2 separate regions of the Homo sapiens genome follow, and region 2 is linked to region 1. The links are chromatin loops, found by intact Hi-C in ENCODE. Cell type or tissue: Panc1. All regions are shown on one strand. Each heading gives the region's core, and the rest is flanking DNA. Links, peaks and the distances in the headings are about the cores only.

What was found. Peaks named below come from ENCODE experiments on the same cell type or tissue, not always from the same donor. Only the 100,000 strongest peaks of a DNase experiment are listed, where the experiment ranks them.
Region 2: a loop joins it to region 1, with 6 times the contacts of the local background. A loop is called at or near these places in 50 of 110 quality-filtered maps.

What each region holds. Positions count from the first base shown.
Region 1 is chr2:181,712,535-181,718,827 of GRCh38, forward strand. No RefSeq gene overlaps it. Among named protein-coding and RNA genes, the nearest start is that of NEUROD1, 35 kb to the left of the region's middle. RefSeq lists an enhancer at 2,572-2,621. In Panc1, for the core only: CTCF peaks have their summits at 2,695 (motif pointing left) and 2,897; a DNase peak (open chromatin) is centred at 2,677; H3K27ac peaks cover 406 bases.
Region 2 is chr2:181,074,023-181,080,315 of GRCh38, forward strand. No RefSeq gene overlaps it. Among named protein-coding and RNA genes, the nearest start is that of LINC01934, 47 kb to the right of the region's middle. In Panc1, for the core only: CTCF peaks have their summits at 3,271 (motif pointing right) and 3,475; a DNase peak (open chromatin) is centred at 3,329.

The sequences.
Region 1 (6,293 bases), core at 563-5,562:
CATGAGAGCAGCCAGTAGGGAGGCTGTACCCTGCAAAGCCACAGGGGCAGAGCTGCCCAAGACTATGGGAAACTACCTCTTGCATCGCCGTGAACTGGATATGAGACATGGAGTCAAAGGAAATCATTTTGGAACTTTAGTATTTGACTGCCCCGCTGGACTTCAGACTTGCATGGGCCTGTAACCCCTTTGTTTTGACCAATTTCTCCCATTTGGAATGGCTGTATTTACCCAATACCTGTACCCCCATTGTATCTAGGAAGTAACTAGTTTGCTTTTGATTTTACAGGCTCATAGACGGAAGGGACTTGCTTTGTCTCAGATGAGACTTTGGACTGTAGACTTTTGGGTTAATGCTGAAATGAGTTAAGACTTTGGGGACCATTGGGAAGGCATGATTGGTGTTGAAATGTGAGGACATGAGATTTGGAGGGGTCAGGGGTGGAATGATATGTTTTGGCTCTGTGTCCCCAATCAAATCTCACCTTGAATTGTATTCCCATAATTCCCATGTGTTGTGGGAGGGGAAGGACCTGGTGGGAGATAATTTGAATCCTGGGGGCAGTTTCCCCCATACTGTTCTCGTGGTAGTGAATAAGTCTCACAAAATCTGATGGTTTATCAGGGGTTTCCACTTTTGCATCTTCCTCATTTTCTCTTGCTGCTGCCAGGTAAGAAGTGCCTTTCACCACCCCTGCCATGATTCTGAGGCCTCCCCAGCCATGCAGAACTGTAAGTCTAATTAAACCTCTTTTTCTCCCCAGTCTCCAGTATGTCTTTATCAACAGAATGAAAATGGACTGATACATGTATTAGGTGTAATAAGAGCTAAGGAGAAAAATAAAGCAGGGAGAGGGATAGGAACATTGGCGGTGGGTAGGGGGAATGGATTCGATGGTCAGAAAATACTCTACGCTGAATGTTGCATTTGAATAAAAATTTGAAGCAGGTAAGGGAGAGAGCCACACAGAAATCTGGGGGAAGTGCATTTTAGGTGCAAAGGCCTTGAGGCAGGATCATGTCTGGCAGTTACAGAAGAAACAAAAAGGCCAAGCTAGAGGAAGCAAGTTAGAAGAACAAGCAAGGAGGCTGAAGCAAAGAAATAAAGGAGAGTCTCAGCTGACAAAGTCAGAAAGGTAACGTGAGGGAGGCAGATGATATAAGGCTGATATGGTTTGGCTGTGTCCCCACCCAAATCTCATCTTGAATTATAGCTCCCATAATTCCCACACGTCATTAGAGGGACCCTGTGGGAGGTAGTTGAATCATGGGGGCAGGTCTTTCCCATGCTGTTCTAGTGATAGTGCATAAGTCTCAAGAGATCTGATGGTTTTATAAGGGAGAGTTCCCTTACACAAGCTCCCTTGCCTGTTGCCATATTGGATATGCCTTTACTCCTCCTTCACCTTCCACCATGATTGTGAGGCCTCCCCAGCCATGTGGAACTGTGAGTCCGTTAAACCTCTTTTTCTTTATAAATTACCCAGTCTCCGGTATGTCTTTATTAGCAGCGTGAGAACGGACTGATATAAAGGCCTTATAGGACATTATAAGAATGTTGTGTAAGAACATCGTCCCTGCCTTCACAGAGTTTATAATAGAGGAGAAAATAAACAATAATGATAAAATGAGATGCCTATTAAAATTAGGAAAGTACATGATGCTATGGAGTCGTAGAGTGGTGGGTCCTAATGTGCTCTAGTGAACTCTTTCTATTAAGAAATAATGTTCTCATTGAGATCTACAATGTGAACCAGAATTAGATAGATGGAGGTGTGGTGGCTATGCCTATAGAAGAGGAGTAAATTGCAGCTGCTGCTGGAGCACAAGCAGGATCAGGAAAAATAAACAATCCTGATGTGAACATACTAGGAACTGGAAAGAAATCTTATGACCGAAGTTAAACAACAAGTGGGGTAGTTGTTGTTGCAAGATGAAGCTAGAAAACTGGGAGACAGCTAGATTCTAAAAAAGGCTTGTAGACTACAAGAGTGTGGATTTTACTTGAAAGCACTAGGGAGCCATAGAAGATTGTAAATGGGTGGGGGGGTGCATTACATGATCAGGTCTATCTTTCTGAAAGATCACTCTAGATGAAGAGAGCAGATTGAGAGGAGCAAGCTGTGTGAAAGGGGAAACAGTTAACCTACTCGTGCAATACTGCAGGGAGGAGGTAATGGTGCTGTTGAACTTTACTGGTAGCAGTGGGAATGGACAGAGACAGACATGGACACAACTGAGACATTTAGGGATTAGAACAGATAGGACTGGGAGATTGATTGGGATGTGGAGTTTCTGGTACGGAAGGTTAAAATAGAAAGAAGGATCAAAGACGTCATTCAAATTTCTGACTTCGACCACTTGATGGATGGCTACAAATAGGGAACAAAGGAGAAAGTACAAGATTAGAGATGGAATTTGGCTTTCAGAAAATGCCACTGATGTACCTCAGAACAGCAATGACTGTATTTGTTTTCCGTAATTCCTTCTCCTAACTGAAAATTTAAAGATAATTGAATCAAATTGTTCCTTGGGTGACTTAGTTTTATATCTATACTTAACACAGGAATATCATTTCAAGGTGGCATTTCCTACAGATCTTCCCATAAGTCTGTGTATGTTCCTTAGACAGTGGTTTCAGAAATCACCAAATGATACAGGTAGAAAACATAGCTAAGCACGTGGCGCCATCTTCAGGACAGTTTGTTAAAAGCTTATAAACCAACCAGACTGAAAGGCAAGTTTCTCACAACAGAACACTGACTGACTCCATCTTGTTTGGTAATAAGGAGCTGAAAAAAATGTTTCTGCCAGCTCCAATTGTGTGACCAAACTCTTTGTCTTCATGAGAACTGTAGTTTATCACAGGATATAGAAAAGATGGTAGCAGATTTTTCTTCAAAATCCTTCCAGTTTGAAAGTGTCTGTGAGCTGGAAAATGAGCTTTTGCTGTGGAGGAGACAAGAAACTATGGCACCATCCCTTCAGGTTTTTTGCCTTGGTATTCAGATTCTCTGGTGATTTTCCCATTTTAGATATTTATGTTCTGTTCTTTACTAGGTGCTTCATTAAATATGTGGTCAAGTGGAATTTAACTTATAAGCATTCACAATGCTTTACAAATGCATGAATATAAAAAGTAGGGGGGAAAACATTTGTCAGATTTTGTACCCAAGGTTTTGGTTCAGGGAAAGCAGTCTTATAGATTTATACAGTCTCCATTTTAAAAATAAAAGGTTGTTAATAAGAAATCAATAGTAGACCCATAGCTAACCACATAAGAAAGACAAATAGAGCTTACTAGATGACTTTTATTTTTCAAATCCTCTCAGCTTGTAATTATTCTATTTGAGTAAGCTCCACCTTTTCTTTGTGCAGAGTTGGGCTATAAAGACACACACATATACATGTGTTTGTCATAATGTATCTGCCACCTTTCTGTGCTGGATGTGGTGTTTAACCTACACTGAGCATTTGGCATGGCCTCGCTGAATAACTGGGAGGTAAACTGCTTGGCTTTTACATGGAGGCAAATGCTTTCTACCATCTTGCAGCATTCACTCACAAATGGGCTTTCTTTCTAAACTTTTCTCATTAGAATGTATGCCTTGGGTTGAGGAATCTTAAATCCCAGAGTTCCTTTCAATCCTGAAAGAGGTAACATGTTAAGCTAAATTCCATTTCTGTATAAACTGAGGCCCTGGCCGCCCCATCAATGATGGGTTTGGGTTTCCTAGAGTCTGAATGGGGCTTATGACAGGTGGGCAGAAAGAGGGTATACACAGAAGGTATAGTATCTTATAGTAATTACGTGTTTACAACAGACCAGGTGCTTTACATGGGTTATTTCACGTAATCCTCATAACAACCTATGGACACTTTTTAAATGAATGAGTATTTTTAATATCTGTATTTTACAGATCAGGAAACAAAAACAGAGAATGAAATAATTTGCCCAAGGTCTTACACTCTCCTTTAAAGTAAACTTATAGAAATGAATTCTAACTCAGGCATTCACCCTCTAAACCCGACAAGCTTGATAGAAACCTCAAACTACCCTTAAATTGAAAATATCCTTATGGCACAGACCTGAAATAAACCTCCAATCAAGAATCAAGCCAATAATTCAGTAGAAGATTCAGAGAGCAAAAGATTTGGAACTGAAGGCAGAGGGCAGAACCCGGAATGATTCTCTGGAGTGCAGAAGTTCTTTTTAATGGTTCGAGAGTCTTGGAACTGCTTGGGCCACATGTGACAACACAGGTCCTTGAGACTTCAGAGGGTGAGTGTGGGAGAGACTGGCACTGCCACAGATGAGCCTGGAGGAATCCGGGAATTTACCATTGTCCTCTTCACAATTGTTTTTAGGATCAAGCCTAGAGATAAAGAGCCATGGTCTCTGAAAATAATGTTGAAAACACACTTACAACACAGCAGAAGCAGAAATAAATGACATATTTCACTCTGTTCATTCAGGCAGAGGTGGGTGCACAGAACATGGTGCTGCAATGGTCTCCTGAAGCTGAGGCCAGCTAACAGGCCCGCAGGCAAGTCAATGGGATGACCAGCAAGTGGGTGGCACCAGCAACAGGGACAAGCATACGGCTTAGAGTCTGAAACCCTGGTTCCAGGCTGAACACTGTCACTGACTATATGACTCTGGGCAATTCATTTAAATTATCTGAACTTTAATTTACTCAGCTGAAAAATGGCTGTAATAGCCACCAAATAGGATTGTTGGGGTATCAGAGAAATCACGTGTGTGAAACACTGTACGCTTTAATACTCACTGAGGGCCTTGTGTGTGCTACACATTAGGAATAGAAAATTGAGACACAGTTCTTGCTCTGAAGAAGTTTGCAATCTAATGATATACACTGTAAATGTTCATTCTCTTTATTCTTATAAGCCCCTCTTCTTTCTAATTCTCCCCCATCCCCTTAATTTGGATTTTGTCTTAAGTTTAGGTTTTCTCAAAAGCAGATCCTTAGGCAAGGACTTGCACACAAGGGGTTTATTTGGAGATGCAAATAAACAGATGAGGTGAGAAAAAGTGACATAGGAAAGGCAAAATCGCCAATATAGGGTGCACTGTTAAGTCGACTACCATGACAGGCCACTCTGGAAAATGCTGCAAAACACACAACTCAGAGATTTTTCTACTTGAGGCAGCGGGGAGCTAGAGTATTTTTACACCAACTTCCATTCATCAATAGTAGAAGGCTTCTTTTACTGGGTGTCAACTCCCAGGCACTTTTGTCCTGCCAGGTGTATGGGCAGAATGTATCTCGCAGCAGCTTCTGAAAAAGGTCTTGGTCAAAGAAATGGAGATACTGGCAGTTGGAAAGTGGCTGGTGCACACTGAGGTCAAAAGAGCCAGGGACTGGGCAGGGTGTTGACAGCATCTGCAAAGATTGGCCCATTCGTCCGCGGGTTCCTGGGTGGGCTCCCTCTTTCCCTACCACCCAAGGCAAAACCAAGAGAGAAGGATTTTTCAACAACACTGTAGAGGCAGGAAATAAAAAGATGTGTGGATTGGTGGTTCTTAAATGTATGCTAATGCTGTCTAGTGGCAACTTTGACTCATGAATCATTGCGCTTTTTCAGAAATGAGGCAGAACTATAGGTCAGTAGAACTATTGTTTAATGGTTCAACTTTCTGTGATAATAGAAATATTCTATATCTTCACTGTATAGTATAGTAGCCACAAGTAACTTGAGCCCATGAATGTGGTAGGTGTGACTGAGGAACTGCATTTTCACTTTTATTTAATTTCAATTAATTTAAATCACCTGTGGCTAGTGGCTACCATATTAGACAATATAGCTTTAGAGTATTTAAAACTATGTTTCATTATTCACAAGTCATCTTAATAATTTTTAAAATAAAGGATAGAGGTAAATAAGTTATATTAATGAGTGTTAAAATCAATATTAAGCTGATTTTTTTTTTTTGAGATGGAGTCTCACTCTATTGTCCAAGCTGGAGTGCAGTGGCTCAATCACAGTTCACTGCAGCCTCGACCACTTGGGCTCAAGTGATCCTTTCACCTAAGCCTCCTGAGTAGTTGAGACCACAGGTGGACATCATTACGCCTGGCTAATTTTTTTTATTATTATTTGTAGAGATGAGGTATCACTATGTTGCCCAGGCTGGTCTCAAACTCCTGGGCTCAAGTGATCCCCTGGCATTGACCTCCCAAAGCGCTGAGATTATGGGCATGAACCACCGCAACCAGTCTTAAGCTGCTTTTAACAACATTAAATGGAAATTGAGCTGAGGTCACAACCAA
Region 2 (6,293 bases), core at 667-5,666, 640 kb before region 1:
TTTCTCTTCATGTATTTTCAAAGAAGGATTTATGTAACCATGTTGTCATTTGGGAGGCACTGAGTGTTAAATATCATAGGATGCCAGAAGCCCACAAGAAGATAAGAACACTCCAGTGAGGACCTCTGAAGAGAAACAGCAAAAGCATCTCCATCCTGCACTGAGTTGTGGGTTATTATTGTCATGGAGGTGAATAAAGGATGATTTAGGAGATGGTACTATAATGTGGAGGAAACATCCAGCCCATTTATGGTTCAGGAAAAAGGTTTACTCCTTTGAGCTTGGTTGGGTTAAAACATTGTATTGCCTACTCTCATAATGCTGGAAGTATAAAGAGATCAATAAAGTTTCCTCAGATTCTGTAAGTCAGACTTGGCTCTATTTTCTTAACATTTCCAGGGAAGTCAAGATCACAAAAAGTGGTTGATTCTGGTGGTGGGAATATTGATATTGATTCTATAATATTACTGTAAATTCTTTCTCCGAGATTAAATATATTGTGCACAAGTACTCTGACCACATCTCTAGATTCATTTTATGTAACCTGCTCATGGACTGATCTTTGAATAGCCACCTCTTAGAATCTGCAACTTTGGACATGTCTGGAAGACTCATTTCCTGTCTAGGACCTGGCAGCATGTCCTGGGAAAATGGAATTAGAAGACCTATTTAGGAGGATACACAAACACGTGCCCCCTCCCCCCTGCAAACAACTAGTGAATTATCTGAGAATCACTGGAATCTGCTTCTTCTGCACTGTAGGGACAGCAGCCTTAGTTCCAAAGTTGGGATCCTGCTGGGAAATCTTTAAAATCACCATCTATAGAGCATACCCAATAAAATCTATATTACACTTATACAAAAACTAATTACCAAGGGTTGGGGCCTAACACATTTTGACACTTTCTCTTGAAAGAAATGAATATGGAGATCACAACTTTTAAATGTTAGTTATATTTTTGGAGTAATTATAGGTCATTGATTTATCACAATAGTTTTTTAGTGAGTAAAACACTTCAATAATAATTGATATTTTAAATCTGACTTCTGGGTCTTTAGAATACTGAATTCCAGAGCCAGAATAGTTTAATTAATTTAACCACCAGCCTGTAATAGAGTAAGCTTTCAAATGCCTTATTTGCTGCCTTGCTCTGTAGCAAGGAATTTTTTTCTTTTTACTTCTCTGGGCCTGAATTTTCTCAACTATGTAATTGAACTAAAAACAATGAACAACGCTGCAGAAATGTAGTGAAAGGAAAATTTACTTCGTGGTAAAACAGTGGGCAGTGTAAAGTATCTGAAAGACTTTTAAAGCAATAAAATATACAATTTTAAATTGTATGGATAATTATGCATTTGAGTGCAGCATGAAGCTTCACTGTTAGAACATTGTTTTTGCTTGTGCTAATAGGTTGTGTCGCATCTTTTTTTGTTGTTTTTTTGTTTGTTTGTTTTTGTCTCTGGGCTCTGAAGATTGAAGTTTATTAATTGCTGAGAAGGAAATAAGTGAGTATATTTCTTTTTAAAAATTTAACAACACCATCAGTGGTGCATATTTATTTAAGGACATTTGGTTATAATTAAGCAACATGGCTGCCTTAAGATTATTTTAGGGCCAGGTGTGGTGGCCCATGCCTGTAATCCCAGCACTTTGGGAGACTGAGGCAGGAAGATCACTTGAGGCCAGGAGTTCAAGACCAGCCTGGGGAACAGAGCAAGACCTTTATCTCTACAAAAAAAAAAAATTAAAAATTAGCCAAGCATAGTCAGCACACCTATAGTCAAGCTACTTGGGAGGCTGAGGCAGGAAGATTGCTTGAGCCAGGAGGTCAAGCCTGCAGTGAGCCATGATCATACCACTGTATCCAGCCTGGATGACAGAGCAAGACCCTGTTTCAAAAAGAATATATATATTTTTAGGATTTTACACTTGAGAGCTGGTCTAATGATTTCTGGATGATGATTCTTATTTCCAGACATAATTGAAAGAGTGAATTAAAGAATTTAGCATTCTGGGTGTGGCAGGAACAACGTCATACACATTCTTCGCGAGAAAAATCATACATTTCCTAGTTCTCGAGGATTTCTTTTAGTTCCATGTTTCCTCCAGGCCAACAGTAAGATGTTTTCACTTTTCTTTCTTTCTTTCTTTCTTTTTTTTTTTTTTTTTCAGAAGAGGTGTGGTGGAAAGGTCTTCCAGAACCAGAGGCTAAGCACACAGCAGTACAAATATAAATTCTTTATTCCAGCTTCCAGAATTCCTCCTCTTCAGCCTTGCCTGCTCACTGGAATAATGAAGCAATTAAACAGTGGTGTAAAGAAGTTCCATCCAGTGGTTGAAGTTCAATAGAAAACAAGGAAATAGGCTGATGTATATCAAATACACCATCGGCACTCTGAGTCCTTCCCAGGTTCCCTAAAGGGGGAGGAGGGGACACCGTTTTAGATTTAATTTGTACTGTACCTGATATGATATGATTGTGATAATTTTCCAATGAATAATTGTTAATCTTACCTAATTAAAATAATTATATGTTAAATAAAATATGCAGATGTTAAATTGACTTCCTCCTGGGGCCACTTAGCATTTATTTCTTGTTACCTGTGGAAGGACAGAAAGCAAACACAGAAGCCATGTTTTTACTGATGCTGCTGCATTGGGAAAGCCCAGGGTAATAGAAACATTTTGTTTTATATTTTTATTCCAAAGTAAATACAGTATATTAAATGAGCAGGTTTAAATAAATGCTTAGTGACATGCCATATAGCTTACATATATGCTTAAAGGAGCTTTCCTTCTGGAATTAATAAAATTCTAACCACAAGGAGGTGCAGAAGTTAATTCAAGGGATGTAGTGGAAACCCTGGAAGGCTTGCCTCCTATGTCCCCTTCCCTCATTTCTCCTCCCCTCCCCTTCCTTCTTCCTTTCTTCCCTCCACCGTTGCCTGCATTCACTATAAAAAGTAAATAGGAAGTGAGCACATAATTACATGTTGCTCCTTTAGATTCTGAATTAGTGGGATATTTTTTGGGATCTCTCAAACCACAACATGAAACAGTTTTTCACCACTCCCACCTCTAATATTCCGTCTTTTTATGTTTTGTGAATTGGCGAGTGTTTCTAATTGAACAAGCAAAACTTAAGTATACAAGAAATGTACATTTATTTAATCTTTTAAAAATCTTTTTCTTGATGCCTTGCATAAAAAACAAAAAGGTGCTTTTTCTTTCTGCCCCATCAGAACTGTGGTTATTTTTGGGTGTGTGATATCCTTTCACACACCATAAATCTCCACTAGATGTCAGTGTGTCACTAAATGAAAACAGTTTAGCATGCTCTCCAGACTTGTTCTTGAAACGTACTGGAAAGGTAAACTCATTTATAGTTTTTAACCAGAATGATACAGAGATGTTTTAGTAGGACAAGTTAGTAATAAGTGGTATTTATCCTAATGAATATTAATAACAAATGAAATCTTCTGCTTAAAAAATCCAGTATCTTTCATCTGAGGATGTTGAAATGCTTATGAATATTCTTGCTTTTTTGCCATCATATCCACAAAGAATTAGAATGCTAATAAGATCTTCCTTTTACAGTAGACTTAACCTGAATTGCATGGGGCAAAAACGATAGGACCAAGATGAATCACAGTCGATGTATGGTGGAACCAGACTGGTACTTCTTTCATTGCAGACCCTACTCTACCTAGATAATGCTGCCTTTCCTTTGGTGTTTATGGTGTACTTAGATGCAGATGTCCTTTGAAGAAGTCTGTCATTTGTATTAATGCCTTCCTTATTCAATAAGCTCAACAAGAGTGGAATAAGAACGATGAGATAGTTGGTTAAGTTACTGTGGGGACGTTTATACCAGAAAACTTAAAAAGCAAAGTGTATACAGGAAAAAGTACTAAAATTACTTGTGCAAAAGACATTTGATAATAACTTTAAATTGTTTTATGCAGATTTGAGAATCTGCATTCATAATTTTAAGATTTTATAATGATTGCATAAAAATAATGCTAAGCAACCAAGAAGATAACAATATTTTACATATACTCTTTTAGGGACAGTGAACTCAAACTAAAGAGAGCCTCGTATTAGTTCATTTACTCAAGTGGAGAAGGAAGGAAAGGAAGTTGTAATTTGGTCTGATGGTTGAAACTCTTAGGTCTATGAGGATTATGGTGTAAGTTTTACACTGTATAATTTCCTTAAAGAGAAGTCTGCATAAATTCTTTATATTAGGCCTTAACTAGTGATTTCCTCTAAATTGTATGAATACACAGGTTACAACTATGTAAAAAGTATGTTTGTGAATAAAGATTAAGAGAATACATAGAAAAAAAGGTTAGAGAATAACCTTTCTAAAAAGGTTGGAAAATAAAGATTAAGAGAATACACAGAAAAAAAGGAACTATGGGTAAATATAATTTCCTCTTTATTTGGCAATATTGTTTTTATAAATATAAAGGGAAAAATTGTTTTTCCTTTATTGTCCGTGTTGTAAAAATTTGCCACAATCTCAACTTTAGAAGGGCTTACTCATATCATTGAGGTGCATTGTAAACAATTGTAATTCAAGAAGATAGGCTTCATGCTTAGTTTGTTTACCAGCGTTTCAGTTTAAATCATAAAAATCAAAGTAGAAGTACCTGGTCAGATTTTCAAACTTTAGGTAAAGATAAATGATTGCCCAAATCCCAGCAGCCTCTTTGCTGTAGTATTTAGTGCATTATTGGTGTTCAGTAAATTTTGATGAAGAAATCTTTAATAAATGAAGCCATCCTTAGCTTGTGTTTTCATTTTAAATGGTTTAATTTTAAAACAGTTACTAGCAAAATCAAGAGAATACCAAAATTAAAATTGCTATTTATTTTGCATGCTTGGACCTATATTTAGATGCAGAACTTGTATTATAACAAATCATGCATGCATCAGATTGAAGTATAAAATGGTAGCATTTCATATATAGAAAACTTGTACTATATGTCTTATTCAAGTAATAACAGTATAGTCACCATTGAATTATGCATGAAAACTTTATGAACAGAAACACAACTGGTCAGTGATTATCAGAATAGGCTAAAAAACTTGTGTATTATAATTGGCTAAAAAACTTTAAAAACCATGCCACCATCTCCATCCTATAATCATAATATTTGGAAACTTGGATTTCCAGATTTGGGCATAGGGTGTATGGAGGAGGCAGGAGTGTTTGATTCCAGGACTTTCCAGGGTACTGTAAAGTGCTGATGTGTATAGGACTTTCAAAATCACCCCAACCCCTAGGTGTATATTTAAGTTAATTTTTGGACTCTTGAAACCACTGCAATGTTACTGGCTAGACCACCTAGAATACTGGGCTCATACTGGTCTGGGGTTATCAGATAGTTGAAGAAAATCTAGGTGACAGGTCAGTGGAGGTGAATTCTTTGTGCAATCATTTCTTGTTTATAAAGGAAAGGAGTCAATATATTCATGTCTGATTTGTAGAATATAAAAAATCCAGCCCCCACAAAACCTTGAGTTACTCCACCAGTTTCTCACTCTGCCTAGAATCTCACATTAGAGAGTCATTCAAGGAAAAATGACAGAAAAAAAAATCCAGTTTGAAAATGGGCAGATGATCTCACTAGACATTTTTCCAAGAAGAAGACAAATAGCCAATGACTACATGAAAAAGTGCCCAAAATCACTAATCTTCAGGGAAATGCAAATCAAAGCCATAATGAGATATCTTCTCACCCCAGTTATAATGGCTGTTATCAGACCAATGAAAAACAATGCATGCTGGCGAGGATTTAGAGGAAGGGAAACACTCCCACACTGTTGATGGGAATGTGAAGTAGTACAGCCATTCTGGAAAACAGTCCAGAGGTTCCTCAGAAAAACTAAAAATAGAACTACCATACAATCCAGCAATCCTACTTTTGAGTATTTATCTGAAGGAAAATAAATCAGTATATCAAAGAGATATCTACACTCCCATGTTGCAGCACTATTCACAGTAGCCAAGATAATGGAATCATCCTAAGTGTCCATCAGTAGGTGAATGGATAAAATGTGGTATATATAGACAATGCAGTTCTATTTAGCCATAAGAAATACACATTTTCACTCGTAATCTAAAAAACATGATCTCTTAAAGGTAGAAGTAGAGTAGAATAGTGGTTACTAGAGGCTGGGAAGGGCAGGAGAGAAGGGATGGTAGGGAGAGGTTGCTTAACAGACATAAAATATTACAGCTAGATAAGAGAATCAGTTCTAGTGTAGTGTTTCATAGCATTCT